2 separate regions of the Homo sapiens genome follow, and region 1 is linked to region 2. Evidence: read pairs that join two places in POLR2A ChIA-PET (ENCODE). Cell type or tissue: PC-9. All regions are shown on one strand. Links, peaks and the distances in the headings refer to the core of each region. The heading gives the core; the rest is flanking DNA.

Region 1 (2,852 bases), core at 1-2,500, 270 kb before region 2:
CTGTAATCCCAGCACTATTGGAGGCCGAGGTGGGACTCCTGAACTTGAGCCCAGGAGTTCCAGACCAGCCTAGGCAGCATGGAGAAATGTCATCTCTACAAAAAAATAGAAAAATTATTTGGATGTGGTGGCACACACCTATAGTCTCAGTTACTCAGGAGGCTGAGGCGGGCAGATCACTTGAGCCTGGGAGGTCAGAGCTGCAGTGAGTCGTGATTGCACCACTACACTCCAGCCTGGGCAACACAGCAAGACCCTGCCTCAAAAAAATAGGGCTTCCAATACTGATATAAAACTTAAAATACTACAGGTTAATATTATAAACTGGGTGCCTTATAATGACAGAAATGTATTGCTTACAGTTCTCGAGGCTTGGACATCGAGGATCAAGGTGCCAGCAGATTTGGTGTCTGGCAAGGACTTGTTCTCTGGTTAATAGATGGCAACCTCAGGCCAGGTGCGGTGGCTCACACCTGTAATCCCAGCACTTTGGGAGGCCAAGGTGGGGTATGACCTGAGGTCAGGAGTTCAAGACCAGCCTGGCCAACATAGTGAAACCCCATCTCTACTAAAATACAAAAATTAGACGGGTGTGGTGGCAGGTGTCTGTAATCCCAGCTACTCAGGAGGCTAAGGTAAGAGAATCACTTGAACCTGGGAGGCAGAGGTTGCAGTGAGCTGAGATCACAGCACTATACTCCAGCCTGGGCGACAGCACGAGACATTATCTCAAAAATAAAAAATAAAACAAGCCACCCACCCAACTATCGATGTCCTGCAGAGGTGCCTAACCCCACTTTTGTCAGAAGCCAGACCGGGCTTGTCCATAGGCCCCTGAGCCTGGGCCTCCTGCACAGTGGCCAGGAAAGCCAAGCTGCTTCCTCAGTCGCCCGTCTCCTGAAGGTTGCTCTTCTTCTCAGTGGTTCTACAGACACTGTAAGGCCCATACTCACAGGATATTAGCACACCTGCTAAGAGATTCCTGTCCGCTGGCTACCAGGGGCCTCTCCATCCAGGGAAATGTCCTCTCACGTTTCAGAATTTCCCTGCCAACCTTTCAACCCCCTGAGCATCCCCAAATTCACCATGTGTGTCCACACGATTACTTTTCCTACTTACCTCATTGTTGTCCCTAGACTTTTCTCCTTCCCCGCTCTGCAAAAAACCTCATATTTTATCTCAGTGTGCAAAGGTGGCCAATTGTGTTCAATCGGCCTCTTGGTTTCACCAAAGTATATTCTCTCTGTCATTAAGAGGCTATATTTCTGTCCCATAAACCCTAATAATCCCCTTATGCCCCTACTGCTGATCAACTTGCCTCTCAGGGCACCCGTTTTCCATGGGGAAAGTCTCCCTTCTTTCCAGCCAGGGCCCGTAAGTCCAATTACAGAGCCTTTTGAAGTTTGGGGTGAAAGACCAGGACACCCACATTGCCCATTTTGGCCACCAGGTGGCAGACAAGGATAATATTAAGCCTGGAATGACTTGAACTTGAGAGAGGGAGGAGACTTTCCTTTCAATGAACACTGATTGGTGCATAATGTTCCCACTACATTCTGAAAGCGTTTATTGTGCACCAGCTGCATGCATGCCTCTGTATGTTTTTCAGTTCTGCAGATGTACAATATACCTTCCCAAAGTCAGTTCCCAGGATTACTGTTTAGACTTAATAGTTCTTTTTTTAACAGCTTTATTGTGAAATAACTTACAATTTACCCCCTGCTCCCCCTTTTTTTTTTGAGACAAGGTCTAGTCCTGTCACCCAGGCTAGAATGCAGTAGTGCAATCACAGATCACTGCAGCCTCCACCTCCGGGCTTCAGACACTGTAAGGCCCATAGTTACAGGACCATAGTACACTCCCGTTCCCAGACCAGTTGGTCGCCTCTGGCCTGGCAGGGCTCCCAGTGTCTCGGGACCTCCAGGTGACGCGCCTGCCTCCCCTGCTGCAACAGAGGCCTGGGAGTGCCGGGTCCCCATCGCTCGGAGCGGCAGGCGCTCGTGAAATGTTCGTCAAGAGGATAAATGACCATGGCCCTGGTCTCCGCGGGAGGTGAGGAAACTGAAAGCCACCGAGGAAAAGGGGGGCGCTCCTTAAGAAGTGCCGCGGTCACGTGTACGTTTCAAAAGAATGGCGTGACTGAGTAGGGAGGGGACCGCGGAGACCCTCAGACCCTGGACTGTAAGGAGATGAGGGGCCGTGAAGGGGAACCCAGGAAACTGAGTCCTGAAAGCAAGGAGGAGCTTCCAGAATGAAGGGCGCCGTCACGCCTCCCTGCCTTTGCTCAAGCGGTTCCTTCACCCCGATCAAGTTCCTTCCCATTTCTCCAACTGTGGGGATCCTGAACGTGCACCTCCTCAGAGAAGCCCTCTTGGGATCTCCAATTCTAGTTTATTGCCCCCTCCTATCGATCCCCCAGCGCGCTCATCGGGCCTGTGGACAACGACAGGTTTGAGGAGAGGATTCTCTGGATCGCGGAGGACTACAGAAGCCGCGCAGCCCCTTCTGAGGATGCCAAAGGGGCCCGGGCAGAAGGGAAGTGGCCGTGCCCGGGCCTGCCTACCACTAGATCCCCACCCACCTATGACTGTTCAGTCCTGCTCTCCTACCAACCCACCTTTCCCGGCCCAAGTCAGCGCACCCCGCCGACTCCCTGCCCAGTCCAAACTCCGAGGCTGGGCAAGGCACTGGATCCACGGCTGGACCGACCCGGGGCAGCCTCTGGGTGAACAGCAGCGTGTCCGTCGGCAGAGAACCGAGACCAGCGAGCCGACCATGCGGCTGCACAGACTTCACGCGCGGCCGAGCGCGGTGGCCTGTGGGCTCCTGCTGCTTCTCCTCCAGGGTCACTA
Region 2 (2,908 bases), core at 172-2,671:
TGTAAGCAAAAATGTGTGCATGTGCATATATGTGTGTGTGCATGTATGTGCATGTGCATGTGTGTGTGCATGAACACGTGGAGCTGCCTGGTATTGGGCCCCGGATGCTCCAGAGTTCAAGATGTGCTTGTGATCCCTGTGGCATATCTCTGGAGGGGGCATCTATCTGTCACGGTAAGGACGCTGAAGCCTCCCATTTCCGTGGGTGGGAGCTAACAGAACACACCTCACCCGTGCCAAGGAAGTTGAGCTGGCTCTGCGTAGAGGAACAGGGGAGTGATAATGGGGAGTGCACAGCTGGAGTCAGGTGGGACCCAAGAGAAAAGCTCAGGGCTACATAGTGGGAATAAGTTGGCTTGTGCAGGCATTTAGGAGCTCCCAGCTAAGGAGATATCTTCAAAGAACTTTTCCTGATATTGCACTGGAGTGAGCCAAAGGGAAATCGGTATAATTTGTGTGGAACAGATCTCTGGGGAGAGGGAGAAGAGGGCTTGGATTCTAAAATCCTTGCCCCATCTCCCTACCTCTTGCCCATGTTGCAGGCACGTGGTACTCAAAGAGGGCTCTTGTTTGAATCAACATGGTCCTGATGCAGGAAAGAATCCTCCCCTAAACCTGTCTTGTCAGTAACTGCAAAAACAAGCTGCTGTTCCCTGCTGGTACCCCACAGACCATCATCAAAAGGGAATCCAAGCCAGGCACGGTGGCTCCTGCCTGTAATCCCAGCACTTTGGGAGGCTGAGGCGGGTGGATCACTTGAGGTCAAGAGTTTGAGACTAGCCTGGCCAACATGGTGAAACCCCATCTCTACTAAAAATACAGAAATTAGGCTGGGCGCGGTGGCTCACACCTGTAATCCCAGCACTCTGGGAGGCCAAAGTGGGCTGATCATGAGGTCAGGAGATCGAGACCATCCTGGCTAACATGGTGAAACCCCATCTCTACTAAAAATACAAAAAAATTAGCCGGGCATGGTCGTGGGCACCTGTAGTCCCAGCTACTTGGGAGGCTGAGGCAGGAGAATGGCGTGAACCCGGGAGGTGGAGCTTGCAGTGAGCCGAGACTGCATCACTGCACTCCAGCCTGGGTGACAGAGCAAGACTCCATCTCAAAAAAAAAAAAAAGAAATTAGCTGGGTGTGGTGGTGCATGCTTATAATCCCAGCTACTTGAACCTGAGAGGTGGAGGTTGCAGTGATCCAAGATTGCACCACTGCACTCCAGTCTGGGCAACACAGCAAAACTCCATCTCAAAAAAAAAAAAAAGGAATGCAGAAGGTAGAAGTGACTCACAGGATGTGCTCCTGCAAGATACTTATCAACAGGATTCTCCTAAGAAACACAGGACTCATTCCCAGGTGTGGAGAGGCCAGCCTGGCTTCTACCACAGAAAAGTGGCACCCATGGCTATAATGACAGGAAGGAGTGGTGTAAGAGACAGGAACCAGCTCCTGGCCTCTTTCACAGGAACCAGAGGTCAGCCAGGTTCCCCTTCCAGCCCCTACTTCTGGAACATGGTCATTCCAGATGAGAGGGGCACTCACCACAGGTCTCCTCGTGGGCAATGGATCGGGGATCTCAGGTGAAAGGTAGGCTGGGAAGATCCCAGTGTGTGAGGGTGGAGAGGGCAATAAAACATCAGAGAGGAATGGAGGGCATACCTCCAGCCATTCCCAAGCCCTGCAAGCTGAACGACTCCATCCCATGCAGATCAGAGGAAACTGGCTGGGGCAGGTGGGGCAGAGCTGGCTGTGAGGCAGCACCTCCTCCCCCAAGTCACACATCACTGAGGAACCCCTGAAAGTCCTGCAGGCCCCAGCTCCAGTGGCACAGCACCTTCAGGGGCTCAGCCTGACTTCTTTCCTTCCCTTCATTCTGGAGCCTGGCTGGCCAGGAAGGGTCTCTTCTCTCCCACTGCCTCCCTATGAACCAGGTGGACAAAAGACCTTGGAAGGCTCTGGCAATGCCCCAGGGCCCAAGTCCAGGGCTGGCTCCTGGCAGCAAGGCCACTCGATAAAGAAGCAGAGCCTGGCTTAAAGGACTTCTAGCTCTGGGGGTACGGAAGAGGCTTGAGACCATGTCCAGGCCCCACCATTTTTGCAGGTGGGATGGGAGCAGCCTCTAAGCCACCTCCCAGGTGGCTCCTGAGGTCTGCTCCTGAGGTCACCTGCTCCTGAGGTCATATGGACTTAAAACTGCAGGAGTTGGCCAGGTGTGGTGGCTCATGCCTATAATCCCAGCACTTTGGGAGGCCAAGGCAGGCGGATCACGAGGTCAGGAGTTGGAGACCAGCCTGGCCAACATGGTGAAACCCTATCTCTACTAAAAATACAAAAATTAGCTGGGCGTGGTGGCAGGAGTTTGTAATTCCCAGCTACTTGGGAGGCTGAGGCAGGAAAATTACTTGAACCTGGGAGGCGGAGGTTGCAGTGAGCCGAGATCGCGCCACTGCACTCCAGCCTGAGCAACAGAGCGAGACTCCAGCTTAAATCAATAAATAAATAAATAACCTGCAGGAGCCCAGGAACAGCCTTTCAGGGATATTTCTCTGTGTGAGAGAACAGCAGCAGGCTGAAGCAGGCCTTCTGGGTTCTGGACTTTGGCCCTGGTATAGGACACCCCCTTCCTGGGCCCTGGGAAGATGCTTCTAGACCCACCCAAAGAGAACTGCAAGGCCACATGCTCTAGCTCTAGCTGCCCCATCTACAGAAGGAACACCTTGCCCCCTGGTCTCCTCCCTTCCCGATGCTGGCATCTTAAGAGTAACTGCTGGCCGGGCGTGGTGGTTCATGCCTGTAATCCCTGGACTTTGCCCGAAGGCGCGCAGGTCACTTAAGGTCAGGAGTTCAAGACCAGCCTGGCCAACGTGGTGAAACCCCATCTCTACTAAAAATACAAAAAAGCCGGGC

Evidence for each region. ChIA-PET counts read pairs that join two places held together with the same protein. Peaks named below come from ENCODE experiments on the same cell type or tissue, not always from the same donor. Only the 100,000 strongest peaks of a DNase experiment are listed, where the experiment ranks them.
Region 1: POLR2A ChIA-PET joins it to region 2 with 11 read pairs; 2 of 35 experiments call an interaction of 5 or more read pairs at or near these places.

What each region holds. Positions count from the first base shown.
Region 1 is chr16:66,945,909-66,948,760 of GRCh38, forward strand. No RefSeq gene overlaps it. Among named protein-coding and RNA genes, the nearest start is that of CES2, 12 kb to the left of the region's middle. In PC-9, for the core only: CTCF peaks have their summits at 1,441 (motif pointing right) and 1,641; a DNase peak (open chromatin) is centred at 1,483; H3K4me3 peaks cover 936 bases.
Region 2 is chr16:67,211,666-67,214,573 of GRCh38, forward strand. It overlaps the pseudogene FBXL9P. Among named protein-coding and RNA genes, the nearest start is that of MIR328, 11 kb to the left of the region's middle. In PC-9, for the core only: no CTCF peak of the experiment used is centred there; a DNase peak (open chromatin) is centred at 1,306; H3K27ac peaks cover 2,211 bases.